Regions from separate parts of the Mus musculus genome. Here region 1 is linked to region 2. A link is a loop called in an ENCODE intact Hi-C map of the cell type or tissue named here. Cell type or tissue: gastrocnemius. All regions are shown on one strand.

Evidence for each region. A loop is a pair of places that touch in the nucleus more often than their neighbours do. Peaks named below come from ENCODE experiments on the same cell type or tissue, not always from the same donor. Only the 100,000 strongest peaks of a DNase experiment are listed, where the experiment ranks them.
Region 1: a loop joins it to region 2, with 5 times the contacts of the local background. A loop is called at or near these places in 7 of 42 quality-filtered maps.

The regions. Positions count from the first base shown.
Region 1 is chr17:63,799,993-63,807,992 of GRCm38, forward strand. No RefSeq gene overlaps it. Among named protein-coding and RNA genes, the nearest start is that of Fer, 60 kb to the right of the region's middle. In gastrocnemius, a CTCF peak has its summit at 3,795; a DNase peak (open chromatin) is centred at 3,802.
Region 2 is chr17:64,379,899-64,387,898 of GRCm38, forward strand. No RefSeq gene overlaps it. Among named protein-coding and RNA genes, the nearest start is that of Pja2, 52 kb to the left of the region's middle. In gastrocnemius, a CTCF peak has its summit at 3,898 (motif pointing left); no DNase peak of the experiment used is centred here; H3K4me3 peaks cover 892 bases; H3K27ac peaks cover 874 bases.

The sequences.
Region 1 (8,000 bases), 580 kb before region 2:
CAGGCAACTCAAAACCACTTCTAGCTCCAGTTCCAGGAGATCTGAAACCTCTTCTGGCCTGTTCAGGTATTTGTATACACACACACACACACATAAAAATAGGAATAAATCAAAGAAAAACAAAAACCATACTAGTTGAATATGCTGGTGCATACCTATAATCCTAGAATTTGGGAAGCTAAGGCAGAAAAATCAAGAGATGTAGCCAGTCAACACTATCTCAAAGCAAAACAAGAAAAATGCATTGCCGTGGGACAGGCCAGACCCAGCACATAGTAGGAGCTTTAGACACCTAACCTCAAACTAAGCACATGCCACCGAGCATTGTCTCCATCGCTGGCTACCTAGATCGGAAAGTCCAAGTGAACAGCTGACGTGGTGTCATTTCCCAGGGCACACTTTGACACATCTCTTTTCAACCCTCGGAGTCCCTAAACACTCCCCGAGTCATACTTCCAGAAAGTCAAAACTGAGTTTTTACCCAGGCTAGGACCAGGACCTCTGGTGGTCTAGCCAGGGCAGGGAGAGTGTTATTTCTCCAGGGGTTCGAACACATAGCACTACAAAGACTGGGCAGAGGGAGAGAGAACCCAACCTGAAGGAATGAGGCAGAGAAGAATAATCCAGGGCTGGACTAGCAGAAACGCAGCAGCGAGCAGGGTGTCTCTAGCTAGCTGTGGCGTGCCGTTGTGAGCACACGCGGGGACAAGCGATAACCTGAGGAGATATGAATGATGTCTCCTTTTCCTCGTAAGTTCTTGAGGTGGTTAGAAAAATGTCCACATTCTGCCACACTCCTATCACTTGTCCCCCTCTCTTTAAACTCTGCGGACCATCTTAATCAATGTAAGAAAATGGATCTCATAACGTGTCACTTCTGAGGCTGGGACAGAAAAGCCCAGGTAGCCCCTCGGGATGTTGGCTCATCGCATTCTCAGATCCTTAACGTCTGTCTCTGCTGTACTGATGAGACTGTGCTAAGAAGGCACGCAGAGGAGCGGTGAAAGATTGTGGCTCAGCGGCTGGGAAACCCCAGGGCAGGCACCAGCTATACAGGAGTCCCAGAGGCTTCAACGGGACCCCAGGCCCAGCTACCTTTTCCCTGCTGATGGATGGGGACTTCAAGTGAAAATTGTGAATCTTGTCAGTTTTCATATTTCAATGAAAAATGCACAGCTAGCGTTGCCTTGAGGCAGTTTGGTGAGGTCTGTTGTGTAGGATAAACTCCACAAGGTGGTTTCCCATCCCAGAAACTCTTAAAATTCTCTTTCACACTAGGGCCATCACCCTGGGAGTCTGCAACCCAGGGGGGAAATTCCTTTTTCAGAGTCCCACCTTCCTCCCCCCTCCCCCTCCCCCTCTCCCCTCCCTCTCTCCCTTCCCCCTCCCCTATTCTCTGAGTACCGGTGGGCTTCATTCAGAGCCTAGAAGAAGCAGAGGAGCGATGTGTTCGGTAATGCTCTATGGTACAAAGGCCTTTGGTAGGACCAAAATGGGATTCCTGCTGGATTCCCCTCAGAGAGCCTGGGGCTTTATAAGAGTCTTCTGAGTGAATTCCTCAAAGGCAGAGGAGGCAGGTACCGCAATGAGCAGCATATCATGTAAGCGTGACTAATAATGATGTCAGCGCCACTAAGCCAAGATCTGTCCGAATGTACAAGCTCCTTTGGATGACATTTATGTAACATGACTGTGGTCGGCGGACAGCTCAGTGGTGTCAGGAATAAATCTGTGTGGCAAAGAAAGGGAGCACAAGCCACCAGAGTGTCTGGACAAGGCAAACTTCACTCTGGACCATAGGGTGTGCCGGGAAGAGAGAACACCCAGAGACAGGAAGTAGTAGTGACTGTGTCTTCTCCCATTGGCTGGCCTCCTAGTCTTAATTGAATTGGCTAGTCTGAGAAGAATTAGCACATGGGAAATGGAAGAGGGGACAAGGAGTCCCTGATACAAGGTGAAAGGGGTTCCTGCTCCAAGCCGTCAGATTCCATAGATCTTTGTCTACCTGGGGGTAGGGGTGGGGTCGTAAAACCTTTCCGTAATTCCGTAGAACTCCTAAAGGGTGTGGAGGGGGGCATTTGAATATCTTGTCCTAAACACAAATCTTATAGTATTTGGTAGAAAAGACTCATATTTAATATTTCTCAGGGTGGTTAGGATATGTGCCAATCATGGACAAAGCCTGGTATTCAATCCCTATAACTGGAAAAAAAAAAAAAAGACCCACTGTTGAATTTTCCATCATGTCATGATTTTTTTTTAAAAAAAATATCTAAAATCTTTTCTTACCACAGAAACTTATTACATCAATCCACTTGGTCACCCCCTCCACCCCCCTCACCCCTGCACACACACACTTGTGAATGACAGATTAGCTGTCCCAGAGGTTTTCAGAATCCTTCTAAGAGGCTTTGATATCAGTAAGGCAAATGAAGTTCTTATTGATGGGAATTTTAGACGATGTGGAAAAGGAGAAAATTTAAGAACAATGAAGTCCTTGGAAGGTAGTTATCTGGGCCTTTGGGGAGCCATTAAGATGTCCTTGCTACTGAAAATGTATCCAGTCCTCCAATTCTAAAATCTTGAGACTTTTCAAAGCTCCAAGATAGCCTGGACTTTTGAGAGCTCCAAGGTGACTGTTGGAGTATTTGTTCTCTCTGGTGGCGACATTAAACTCAGGAGATCCGTGACTCACGGTGTTCAATCATACATAGATAGATGTATTAAGCAAATCATTTCTGTGTGTGCCAGTGACAATATCTCCAGCTGTTTCCATTTTATTTCCAAATAGCACTTTGTTTTAATCAAATAAGATGAGCTGTCTGCATCTATAGACCTTGAAGTTGATTGCTTGGAGACATTTAGTCCTAATTGTTGCTCCCTCTTTCTCCCTTGCTCTCTCTCACTAAAATAAACCATTCGTCTTTGTTCATGAAATAAACTCAAAGTGACCAACGTCTCTTCTCTGCACCTTCCCTCCTTTAGCCACCTGCTACAGTTGACCTATCTTCAGCCAAGATTCAATCTGAGGAGAAAGGTATTTAAAGAACGTGCCAGCCAATCAGAACCAACCGTATAAAAGAGACTTGCCCAGAATGTTGTTGGCCTGCTCAAAAGTATGCACTCTTTCAGCATCTGGGGAAAATGAAACCCCCCTCTAGGTGGTCCACAGCACAGGCGTGGAGTTCTGTCTGCTAAGGAGTTCTCTTCAAGGGGGATGTGTGTTCTGGCAAGCAGACAAGACATACAAGAACGAAAGGAACAGACAAGCAAACTCATCCTCAGAGGCCCTAACTTGTTTCCTCAAAGAAGAGGTAGAAATAGATCAAATCAATGTATTTCCAAATGCCTGAATAAAATAAAATAGAGCTCTTTAAAAATCTGCAACCTAAGGTAGCAGATGGCTAATGAAGAAGGTCAGGCAGACAGCTTCCTTAATTTATCATGAGTTGTCATGGGCCTTTATTAGACTGTGATGGATAACTTTCTTCTTAGCAATATTTTAGGGACCACTTTTTCTATACTATGTAAAAGTTTTGTGGTTTTTTGTTTTTTTGTTTTTTGTTTTTTGTTTTCAAAAAAATGAGCCTAATTAATTTTTCTGGTATAACTAAGAGAGAAAATGAGCCTCCGACAGGCAGGTTTATCACCAAAACGAGATTACTTGCTTTACTCATACCTGGGGGGATCTCTGCGTGTGTGACAGGTTGTCAATGACTTTGAGCTCCAAAGTAGCAAACTTCAGGACAAAGTTGAAGCCGAGCTCAAATGGCTTTGCAGTATCCGCTGCAGAGGCTAGAGGGCGCAGTTGCGTTAACTGATCTGAAGCAAGGAGAACCCAAACCCCAAAATGATTGTTTCTTACTGTGACCTACAGATTTTCAAACTCAGATCACCAATGCAAGCTTGTTCCTCACTCAAAATCATTCCCAGTCTGCTGCAAGGAACAGGAGAATATATCGCGAAACTTCTACAGTCATCGTGGATGGTTTCCACGGTGGCCCTGTGCCCATGAGAAGAAGCAGAACGCACTCAAAATGTCCCGTCTTTCAAAGACTCTCCTGGTTTTTCGTATTACCAAATGTCTACTCAGTTCTCACAAGAGCTTTCATTTTTTTGTTTTTTTCTATTCAATAATAATTAAAAAAAACCTTCCAAACAATGTATGTACATACACAGTGTACTTGGGAAGGATGTAATATAATTTTCAATATCCTAAGGAAAGTATGTATGTGCCTCAATTTTTCTTATTTTTTTTATTTTTTTTTTATATTTTTTATTTTTTTGGTTTTTCGAGACAGGGTTTCTCTGTATAGCCACGGCTGTCCTGGAACTCACTTTGTAGACCAGGCTGGCCTAGAACTCAGAAATCTGCCTGCCTCTGTCTCCCGAGTGCTGGGATTAAAGGCGTGCACCACCACCGCCCGGCTCCTCAATTTTATTTTATCTTTTATTTATTGCAAAGAGATTGGCTAGCCAACAGCTTCACTAGCCCTTAAAGCCATTCATGCATCTTCTTGTTGATTCCCACAAAGAGATTCCTACATTTTCTCTGCTTTGTTTCCTGTGATTCTTCGGTCTCTCGGACTCTGCAGAGCACGGAATGCCAAGGCCTGGACCACCCCTCTCCATCCCTTTCTGGTCCTGTTCATGCCACAACTCTGCCCAACACCTACAAACTCCTGCTTGAGTTAATCAGTTCTTGGCCCCTCAAAGTGCATAGTCCTCCAACTGATCTTTTTCTGAGTGAAAGGTAACTCTCCCTCCATCTCTCCTGAGGGACAGGTAAGTGATCTCTCCATCTTTCTGTATGCCCAAAGACCCTGCCCGCGTAAGGCGTCTGTAGACAAATGAATGAAAACATTGTCCCCAGCACTACTAAAGTACAAAATTCTACTCCGGGAAGTAAAATAGCTATGGCCTGTAACGAATTTTCTAGGTAACTGTACTGGCTGGTTTTGTGTGTCAACTTGACACAGGCTGGAATTATCACAGAGAAAGGAGCCTCCCTTGAGGAAATTCCTCCATGAGATCCAGCTGTGGGGCATTTTCTCAATTAGTGATCAAGTGGGGAGGTCCCCTTGTGGGTGGGACCACCCCTGGGCTGGTAGTCTTGGTTCTATAAGCAAGCAAGCTGAGCAAGCCAGGGGAAGCAAGCCAGTAAAGAACATCCCTCCATGGCCTCTGCATCAGCTCCTGCTTCCTGACCTGCTTGAGTTCCAGTCCTGACTTCTTTTGATAATGAACAGCAGTGTGGAAGTGTAAGCTGAATAAACCCCTTCCTCCCCAACTTGCTTCTTGGTCATGATATTTGTTCAAGAATGGAACCCCTGACTAAGATAGTAACAGAATAAGTATCTAAGTCCCTAAGCTATATAGTGTTAGGCTTTTTTTGAAGCAAATATTTCCACTTATCTCTAATATAGGTCAAGCCCTTCTGTGGTCCCCAGGACTTGGGCCTTTATAGATGTCACTACTACCCTGCCCCACCTTCCTGCTACTCCTATGCGTATTAATTTTTAAATGGAAATAAACTTTACAGAAATAATTAAGACTGCTTACTAATCAACTAGCCTAAAATAGGAAGAGGTAACGTGTTACCCAGATAGGCCTTTGACCCATGGAACTGGATGGTGCTAATTATTGGCAACAGCACTGGTAAACAACATATTCACCATTCTCATTGTACAAAATATAAGCCCTTTGAGATTTGGACTATTTTCTCTTGCTTCTTCTCCCTCTTCTTCCTCTTCTTCCTCCTCCTTCTCTTCTTCTTCCTCTCCTTCTTTTTCCTCTTCTGCTGCTTCTTCTGCTTCTTCTGTTATTTAAAACTGAAAGAGAAACTTTCCAGCTCCTAAATTTATAAATAATAATTGTGCTGATTTAGTCCCAACACTCGGGAGGCAGAGGCAGACAGATCTCTATGAATTCAAGACCAGCTTGTTCTACCTAGAAAGTTCCAGGTCATCCGGGGTCCATACTGAAACCCCTCTTAAAACTAGAGATTTATCATGTCTTATAAAATGGAACGTTCTCTTTTTTCTTATGGACGGCATGATGTCTGATGATGTTTGATGATTGGCCTTTCAGTAGAAGAACATAACTCTCCAAAGAGTGCCTGAATGGCAGTTTGGTTTCCGTGACAAAATACTGACTGAAAGCAACCTGGGGAGGAAAGGATTTATTTTGCTTACAGGTGACAGTTTATCATCAAGGGAAGCCAAGGCAGGACCCTGAGGCAGTGACCATGGAGGCGTGCTGCTTACAGACTTGCTCAACTGCTTTTCTTACATAGCCCAGGCCTGCCTGCCCAAGGATGCCACTGCTTCTATTATGCTGGGCTAAATCAATTACCAGTTAGGAAAATGCCTACAGACATGTGCCCACAGGAGGCGATTTATCAACCGAGCTTCCTTCTTCTCCGGCAACTCTGAGTGGACAGAGACTAAGAAGCAGACGGATCTACAAACTCAAGCCTCATAACGATGTCAGTGTTACAGCAGGAGAAAAAGCACACGGCCAGTTTGCGCTAAAACCCAGCAACCATCTGTAGTGATACGAGGTGCAAGAAACATTACGTTAAAAAGGGGAAATGCTTTTTAGAGAGACCTGACAGGGATGCAGAATCCAGGAGCCACCTACAGAGCACAGAAGCTTCTGTCTGTAAAGGTTAAAATTCAGGCCACAGACCGAGCTGTGAGGTAAATAAAAGATGTTTAATTTTATATGGAAACTTCTTTAATTTTGGAGCCCTATGGAGGATGTATTACACTAGACTATTTCAACTGGCAAAGACATTTTAGTCAAGACACTTCAGTCGCCTTCTCATCACTGTGAGAAAATACCAAAGAAGACAATGTAGACTAGGAAAGAAAAATCACAGCTCACTGTTTTGTCATGGTCCCCTTGACCTGGTGCTTCCATGACAAATAATGAGGGAGAATCTGAAACCCGGAGAGCATGTGGTGCCAACCAAACAGCACACAAGGAAAGATGGAAGCAGGGACAGAGGATGTCCTCTAAGGTCAGTCTCCGGTGACTGCTTCCTCCAGCTAGGCCTGGTCTTCTAATAGTTCATGCTGTGGCAAAGTTAAAATCAATGGACCCCATGTTATCCAGTTGCCTCTCAAGGCCCTATCCTGAACACTGCTATATTGAGGACCAAAAGACAGAGCATGAGTCTTTGGGAGGACATTTCCCACCCAAACCATAACACGACGGCCATACAGAAGACACAGCACAACAGTGAGATGCAGGGATTGAGCCCAGCACCAAGGAAACAAAAACAGAGGGATTGGTAGAAACCACAGGAAACGCTGGCAGATGGCAGTAGGGCATTGTCACTGATCAGGTCAGCCCCCACGTCCCACAGACACTAAGATGGGGATCCTTGTTTTCCTTCAACATTTCACCTCAAAAGGATAAGAGAGGCAACCCTGAGTTGTGGAAGGTTTATTCTTGAAAGAGCCATTGCAAAATTAGAATTAGAAATTTTGGAATGTAGATGCTTTACAGAGCAGGGAGAAGCTAGGTGAGGAGGCACGGGTTTGAAGTTTGTCAAGCTGAGACTTGCCAAAATCAGTCCAAATTGGTGTGAGCTTCAGAAAACTGAAATGTAGGGATTTTGGGTTTTGTTTGTTTATTTGTTTGTTCTGGAGTTTTCTTCCTAACTCTAGGACCCACTCCAGTCCGTGCCTACCTCTGCACATCAGGCAGCCATCTTTTCAGGTCCCCAGAGGATGTCCCCTCGCAGCAGCAGAGTAGTCCTCGGTGCCCTCGAGGCGGTCCACATAGCTCTCAGCTACTTCAATGCCGAATTTCAGACACGATGATTTGTAGGCAGCCTATGAACCAGTCTGCCTAAATATTTTAGATAGTTTTCTTTCTGGCACATTCTTCATCTGATCAAACCAACATGTGGTCTACATGAAAGGGAAGGGAAGGAATGCCAGAAACAGAGAGAAAGACATAATCCTGGCTAATTTCTCAAGCCTATTCTC
Region 2 (8,000 bases):
TCTCGAGAACCAAATCCAAGAATACATCAAAATGATCATCCATCATGATCAAGTAGGCTTCATCCCAGGGATGCAGGGATGGTTCAATATATGGAGATCCATCAACAAAATCCACTATATAAACAAACTCAAAGACAAAAATCACATGATCGTCTCATTAGATGCTGAGAAAGCATTTGACAAAATCCAACACCTGTTCATGATAAAAGTCTTGGAAAGATCAGGAATTCAAGGCCCATACCTAAACATAATAAAGGCAATATACAGCAAACCAGTAGCCAACATCAAACTAAATAGAGAGAAACTAGAAGCAATCCCACTAAAATCAGGGACTAGACAAGGCTGCCCACTTTCTCCCTACTTATTCAATGTAGTACTTGAAGTCCTAGCCAGAGCAATTAGACAACAAAAGGAGATCAAAGGAATACAAATTGGAAAGGAAGAAGTCCAAATATCACTATTTGCAGATGATATGATAGTATATATAAGTGACCCAAAAAAAATCCACCAGAGAACTAAACCTGATAAACAACTTCAGTGCAGTAGTTGGATACAAAATTAACTCAAACAAATCAGTGGCCTTTCTCTACACAAAGGATAAATTAGGCTGAGAAAGAAATTAGGGAAACAACACCCTTCAGAATAGTCACAGATAATATAAAATACCTTGGTGTGACTCTAAGTCAAAAGTTAAAGAAGTGAAAGATCTGTATGTTGAGAACTGCAAGTCTCTGAAGAAAGAGATAGAAGAAGATCTCAGAAGATGGAAAGATCTCCCATGGTCATTGATTGACAGGATTAATATATTCAAAATGGGTATTTTGCCGAAAGCAATCTACAGATTCAATGCAATCCCCATCAAAATTCCAGCTCAATTCTTCACTGAGTTAGAAAGCGCAATTTGCAAATCCATCTGGAATAACAAAAAATCTAGGATAGCAAAACTATTCTCAATGATAAAAGAACCTCTGGAGGAATTACCATCCCCGACCTCAAGCTGTACCACAGAGCAATTGTCATTAAAAACTGCATGGTACTGGTATAGTGACAGACAGGTAGTTCAATGGAATAGAATTGAAGACCCAGAAATGAATGACACCTATGGTCACTCAATCTTTGACAAAGCTAAAACAATCCAGTGGAAAGAAGACAGTATTTTCAACAAATGATGGTGGCTCAACTGTCAGTTAACATGTAGAAGAATGCTACACTGATCCATTCTTATCTCCTTGTAGAAAGCTTAAGTCTAAATGGATCAAGGAACTCCACATAAAACCAGAGACACTGAAAATTATAGAGGAGAAAGTAGGGAAGAGCCTTGAACATATGGGCACAGGGGAAAAAATCCTGAACAGAACAGCAATGGCTTGTACTGTAAGATCAAGAATCGACAAATGGGACCTCATAAAATTGCAAAGCTTCTGTAAGGCAAAGGACACTGTCAATAAATCAAAATGGCAACCAATAGATTGGGAAAAGATCTTTACCAATCTTAAGTCCAATAGGGGACTAATATCCAATATACATAAAGAATTCAAGAAGTTGGACTCTAGAAAACCAAATAACCCTATTAAAATGGGGTACAGAGCTAAACAAAGAATTCTCAACTGAGGAATACCGAATGGCTGAGAAGCACCTAAAAAATGTTCAACATCCTTAATCATCAGGGAAATGCAAATCAAAACAACCCTGAGATTTCACCTCACACCAGTCAGAATGGCTAAGATCAAAAATTCAGGTGACAGCAGATGCTGGCGAGGATGTGGAGAAAGAGGAACACTCCTCCATTGTTGGTGGGATTGCAAGCTGGTACAACCACCCTGGAAATCAGTTTAGCGGTTCCTCAGAAAATTGTATATAGTTCTACTAGAAGATTCAGCAATACCACTTCTGGGCAGATACCCAGAAGATGCTCCAACTTGTAATAAGGACACATGCTCCACTATGTTCATAGCAGCCTTATTTATAATAGCCAGAAGCTGGAAAGAACCCAGATGTCCCTCAACAGAGGAATGGATACAGAAAATGTGGTACATTTACACAATGGAGTACTGCTCAGTTATTAAAAACAATGAATTCATGTAATTCTTAGGCAAATGGATGGATCTGGAAGATATCATCCTAAGTGAGGTAACCCAATCACAAAAGAACATACATGATTATGATATGCACTCACTGGTAAATGAATATTATCCCAGAAGTTCCGAATACACAAGATACAATTTGCAAAACACATGAAACTCAAGAAGAAGGAAGACCAAATTGTGGACCCCTGGATCCTTCTTAGAAAGAAGAACAAAATACCCATGGAAGCAGTTACAGAGACAAAGGTTGGAGCAGAGACTGAAGGCATGACCATCCAGAAACTGCCCCACCTGGGGATCCATCCCATAAACAACCACCAAACCCAGATACTATTGCAGATGCCAACAAGAGCTGCTGACAGGAGACTGATACAGCTGTCTCATGTGAGGCTCTGCCAGTGTCTGACTAATAGAGAAGTAGATGCTCACAGTCATCCATTAGACGGAGCACAGGGTCCCCAATGATGGAGCTAGAGAAAGTACCCAAGGAGCTGAAGGGGTTTTCTGTCCCCTAGGAGGAACAACAGTATGAACTATCCAGTACTCCCAGAGCTCCCTGGGACTAAACCACCTATCAAAGAAAACACACAGAGACTCGTGGCTCTAGCTGTAGATGTAGCTGAGGATGGCCAATTCGGTCATCAATGGGAGGAGAGGCCCTTGGTCCTGTGAAGGCTCTATGCCCCAGTATAGGGGAATGCCTGGGCCAGGAAGTGGGAGTGGGTGAGTTGGGGAGCAGGGGGAGGGGATAGGGGATTTTCTGAGGGGAAACTAGGAAAGGGGATAACATTTGAAATGTAAATAAAGGAAATATCTAATAATAAATAAATAAATACCCAATAAAATTGTGAAGAAGAAGAAGAGGAAGAGGAAGAGGAAGAGGAAGAGGAAGAGGAAGAAGAAGAAGAAGAAGAAGAAGAAGAAGAAGAAGAAGAAGAAGAAGAAGAAGAAGAAGAAGAAGAAGAAGAAGAAGAAGGAAGAAGAAAAGCAATGGCACATGTCACAGACTCACTCGCTGCTCCTGGCAAAATCTGTGTCACTATTCCTCATCTGAGTTTCCCTGTGACTCGATACCAGGAACATTTGGCAGGAGCATTAAAATGCTTTAGCTGCATGTAAGACGACCCAGCCATGTTCAAAGTGTTTCCCACATTCCTTCTCCATTTTAAACCTTGATAGAATTGAACGTGCATCAGTTTCTGTTAGGGGGTTCCTAACGGGATGGTGTTTTGACATTTATTTTCGAAAGAAGGAGTCTGAATGTTTGTCCTAGGATAGATTAGAATTTTTTGTCTGCTTTAGGGTAACCTAATGCTCAATAAACAGTTGCCAACGTAACAATTTTCAGACCAAGCAATTTGAAACCTCCAGGAGTTTGGCGGTGTTTCTTTCCTTCCTCATCCTGGTGAATTTAAAGCTTGCTTTACTGGGCGACAATAAGTCCTGGGCAACAACACACTGAAGTATCGCTTTGCGTTTCGCTTGTGAGGGTCAGGACTTTGCACGCCAAGATTGACATTTCCCTAACCTCAAACCCAAGGCTGGATATCGAGTGGATAGAACTAATCCCGGCCCACAAATCTGCCATCAAATAGTTACTCTTGGGTATCTCGGGTGACCCTACACAACTTACAAGGATCATCACGTTGACCTCTATAAAGAAAGACATCATGAATTCAGGTCACACACGTAAACAAAAAGTTGTTCTCCACGTATATAACATACTTTGATCATGTTCATGGAGCACCGTCTCTTGTTCCTCTCCCCGTCCTGCTGATCTCTGGCCTCTTCTCACATAGCGCCCCCTGTAGGAGAACTGTGAAGGCAGGGTTTTCTAAAGTAGGAACTCCTGTACTGGCCACAAAGCATCACTGTGATGCTGGCCACACATGCAAATTTTTCAGCACGGGCGATATTTGCGCACCTAAGTGTGCATTATGGAAAGAGATTGTTTCGAGTTGAAACCCCAAGTTGACTCCTTACCGAATTACTTAATCTCTGCTTCTTTATTTGAAAAACAGCTCCCGTTCAGGACCGGCGTGGTAAATTCAGTACAATAATGATGTGTGCAGAAAGGTCAGCGAGTATCAGGAACTTGCGCTTAGTCACTAAAGTGGTCTCATAATCTTTATTTCCGTCTCTCCTGAGACCAGCACGGAGAGCAGACTCAGTTAAGTACAACTTAAACTTTTTGAAGCTTTGTAAATGAAAGCTAAATTCCTCAGCAGGTTGTTAATTATCATAGAAGGATGGGAAGGGCCTTCCTATGGTTGTCACGTCATTGGCAGCAGGACCTAGTAACATCTAGATTTTTAGCCTGTTAGGGGTGGCCCTGAGAAAAGCCATGTCATGAAGCCCTCAGGTGACAACACACGTTCGTGTGTTGAGAGAAGGGACATACTTCATATTTCAAATCACGTTTTCCCCCTGTACAAATTTCATTTTCCCAATTTGTGAAATAAAAGCCCTAGAGGGGCACACATATATATTTGTGTGACATTTTGTACAGAAGCTGTATGTCACAGAGACTGAACACAAGTGTCAGTTTAATTCTCGGGGTGAATCAACTGTAGATTTCTGAACGAGCCCCTCCCGTTTCTCTTCCCTTTCTGCCTCCCCTCCCACTATCTCTGCTCCCTCTCTTCAGATGTGACAGGCATTGAACACACAAAGAATATTTTCAGTTAATGGGATAGCAGATGAAAGGGATTCAAATAGGTTTTTTGCTTTGACCTATTGTGAAAAGAGGTGAAAGCTATTCCCTGAGAAGTTAAACGCTGCAAAAATATATTGACTTTCGGTTCACCAGAGAGTTGCTAGGGGTTATGTCCAGAAAACTTTCTGACACACTAACAGAAGTTAAATAATTCCAATTTCAACTTTCAGAGTCTATTTACTGAAGCTTTTATTAAAAGCAGTTGTTGTGTTTCTCCTTAGCGGAGCAGACAGAGGGCAAAACACAAACCTCCCTAGCAACTAGTTGTCAGAAGGTATTTACCAAGGACCATTAGGCAGCACGAGTCTCAGTCAGAGCAGGGGTTGTGTGTCTACCCGGCTATTTATATTCTATAAATATTGAGAGTCTTTATATGTAAACAGAGGAGCAGCCAATTATTCCAGAGCTAGTTTTCTCCAAGAGTATTGGTTAAAATGATAAATCCCTTGGGAGTTTTGCTTCTTTGGGGAGGAAATGTAAGGCCTTTGAGGCCTGTCATGTGGCTACCTGGCACGGCACAGTAAACATTTAAGTTAAACCTGTATGTGTGCATGATCACAGCAAATACTCTTTAACAGATATATCATATCACACACAAACACATATACCCATATTGGCGTCTATGAAGTTAAATATAATTATTCTCATCTAAACTTTACTAATTTGGGATCATATCTTTACATCTTTTAGTTATTTGAAAACGTCTGCATATAGTGTGCTTTGAGTGTTTGAGTGTTACCTCCCTTCCCATTCCTTCTCAAACCCTCTGCCATTTTCTGCACCCATCCTCATGTAGACATTTTTAAAACCCACTGAGCCCAGTGCTGCTGCCTGTATGTGCGTGGGTATAAGGCAACAGAACGGAGCAGCACTGCCTCCCAGGAACTCCATCTTGGAAGAAAACTAACTCTCCCTCCTCGAGCAGCCATCAGTTGCCAATTGTGTCTCAGCTGGAGGGTGGAGTCTACGAACCCCTCCCCTCATGGGTGCTGTAATGATGGCTGGCATGCCCTTGCACAGGTCTTTTGCATGCAATCATTGTTAGTATGTACTCATATGTGCGACAGTCCCGCCATTTCTGGTGAAAACCCTGCTGTAAATGTCCTCTGGCTTTGGTAGTCTTTCTGTTTCCTCTTCCCTGATGGGATCTTACCTGATCATTAGCATGGCCGCTCTTGGAACTTGATGAATAAAATCCAAAGCTGTCTTAAACTCAGAAGTGAGGTAGTTCTGATGCTGCAGTTTCATACACTTTAAGGCAATTTACTTCCCGGGCAAGAATAAAAGGCCAACGGTGATCTATATTTTTTGCATAACTCATATTTTTATGACAGTAATTATATTATCTAAGCAATTTAAAAGTGAATCTAATATTTTCTCAGCATAAAAGTTTTCACCATCTGCTAGATGTATTCTCAGATAAATTTGCAATTAACTGTAGATTTGATTAGATTTTAGATTTTTATAAAGTTATGCATGACATCACAAGTAATACATAGATCAATAATTCAGACTAAACCTAAATTATAATTGCCATTTTTTTCAGGCAATACTCTTCCTCCATCCACCTTCCTATACTATTCCCATAGAATGTTCTGCCTTATCCCCACTTTCTATTGCTTTCTTTCCTACAAAATGTATCATTCTCTGTTTATTTAAGCCTGAAGTGCTGTTTGCTTGCCTTCTCCATCCTTCTCTTCTTCGCAGTCACTGGTTTCCACATAACAACCACTCAGAACAGACTGGATTAGTACAACCATCCTTTAAATCCTTCGTTAATTGCTCATATATCTTCAGTTGGAGCAGCTTCACTTTAGTACATGTGGTGTCAGCTGGCGTGCCTCAAAATGGTTTGGTCCTATCTGCCCAGACACTGCTGGCTCTTGGGTGGTTACTTACCTGGGCTGTGCACAGGGGACCTCAGTTCCTTCCATGGAAATGGTTCCATGTGGTTTCCTAGGCTTCTACAGAAGCTGGGTGTCACAGGGCAGTGTCCTAAGAGTCTCAGAAGGAAGCTTCAAGAGACAACTTTACGTTAAGTCTCATTGATTAAGTTACCAAAGCAATTGAGATTCAAGCCAAGAGGAAGGTATCTTTCAGGGAGCAAGGAACAAAACACTTGAGAGAAATTTCAATCTGTTGTATTAGTTCTCCCTGTTACTCAAACAAAAAGTCAACATCAGCCAATTTAACCAAGAAAGGAATGTATTTTGTTCTCAGGTTTAGAGTGTGAAAATCTTATTTTTTTATTTTTTATTTTTTTAGTTATTATGGTTATGCTCAATTTATGTGTGAGAGGAGAACCTCTTTTTTTTTAAAGATGAATCTTTTTAAAAAAGAGTTATTTATTTATTTTATGTATATGAGTACACTGCAGCAGTCTTCAGACACCCCAGAAGAGGGATTCTGATCTCATTATGGGTGGTTGCTGGGATTTGAACTCAGGACCTCTGGAAGAGGAGTCAGTGCTCTTAACCACTGAGCCATCTCTCCAGCCCCCAAGTCTGAAAGTCTCAATGACCCTACACAGACTGTGGTTAAAGACCCTTGCTGTACTGCCTCATGGTGGGTGCCAGCATTGCACTTACCTGTGGGAGGAAGAGATCACATATTGAAACAGTGAACCAGGAGGCAAGGGCTCTCCGGTCCCTTTCAAGTGTGAGCCCTCATTGACCTAAGGACCTTCTATCAGGCACCACCTTGTAAATGTCCATCACTTCACGGTACTACACTGAGCACCAAGATTATCTGAGAGCAAATTACATTATCTGCTATGCTCCATGTGTTCAAATCTTGCCCAGGTCAATCACAGCATCTCTAAAACATCTCTATACTTTTATATACCCAATGTTCTCAGAAAGAGAAGATTGACAGGACTAGTGGGTTTGAAGGAGATGGTGTTGGTCAAGCTCCATGTAGTCACAGAGGCAGTTTCGAATCAACTGAGGCACTGAGGAAAGTTTAAAGGACAAAGTGTTCCATGAGAGGACACTGCCAGCATCATCCTCTCTTTTCCTATACTTTTCCATGACCCCTTGGCACTCCCTTCTACCTTTTAGAGTGACTCTGAATGACTATATATCAGAATATATAAAGAATAAAAGTAGGCACAATTGGAGATGCTTTGGGCATTTTTAAAAATAAAATATCTGGAGCAAGAAAACTCAATTACTCTCTCTTTGAAATTCTAAAATTCTAAA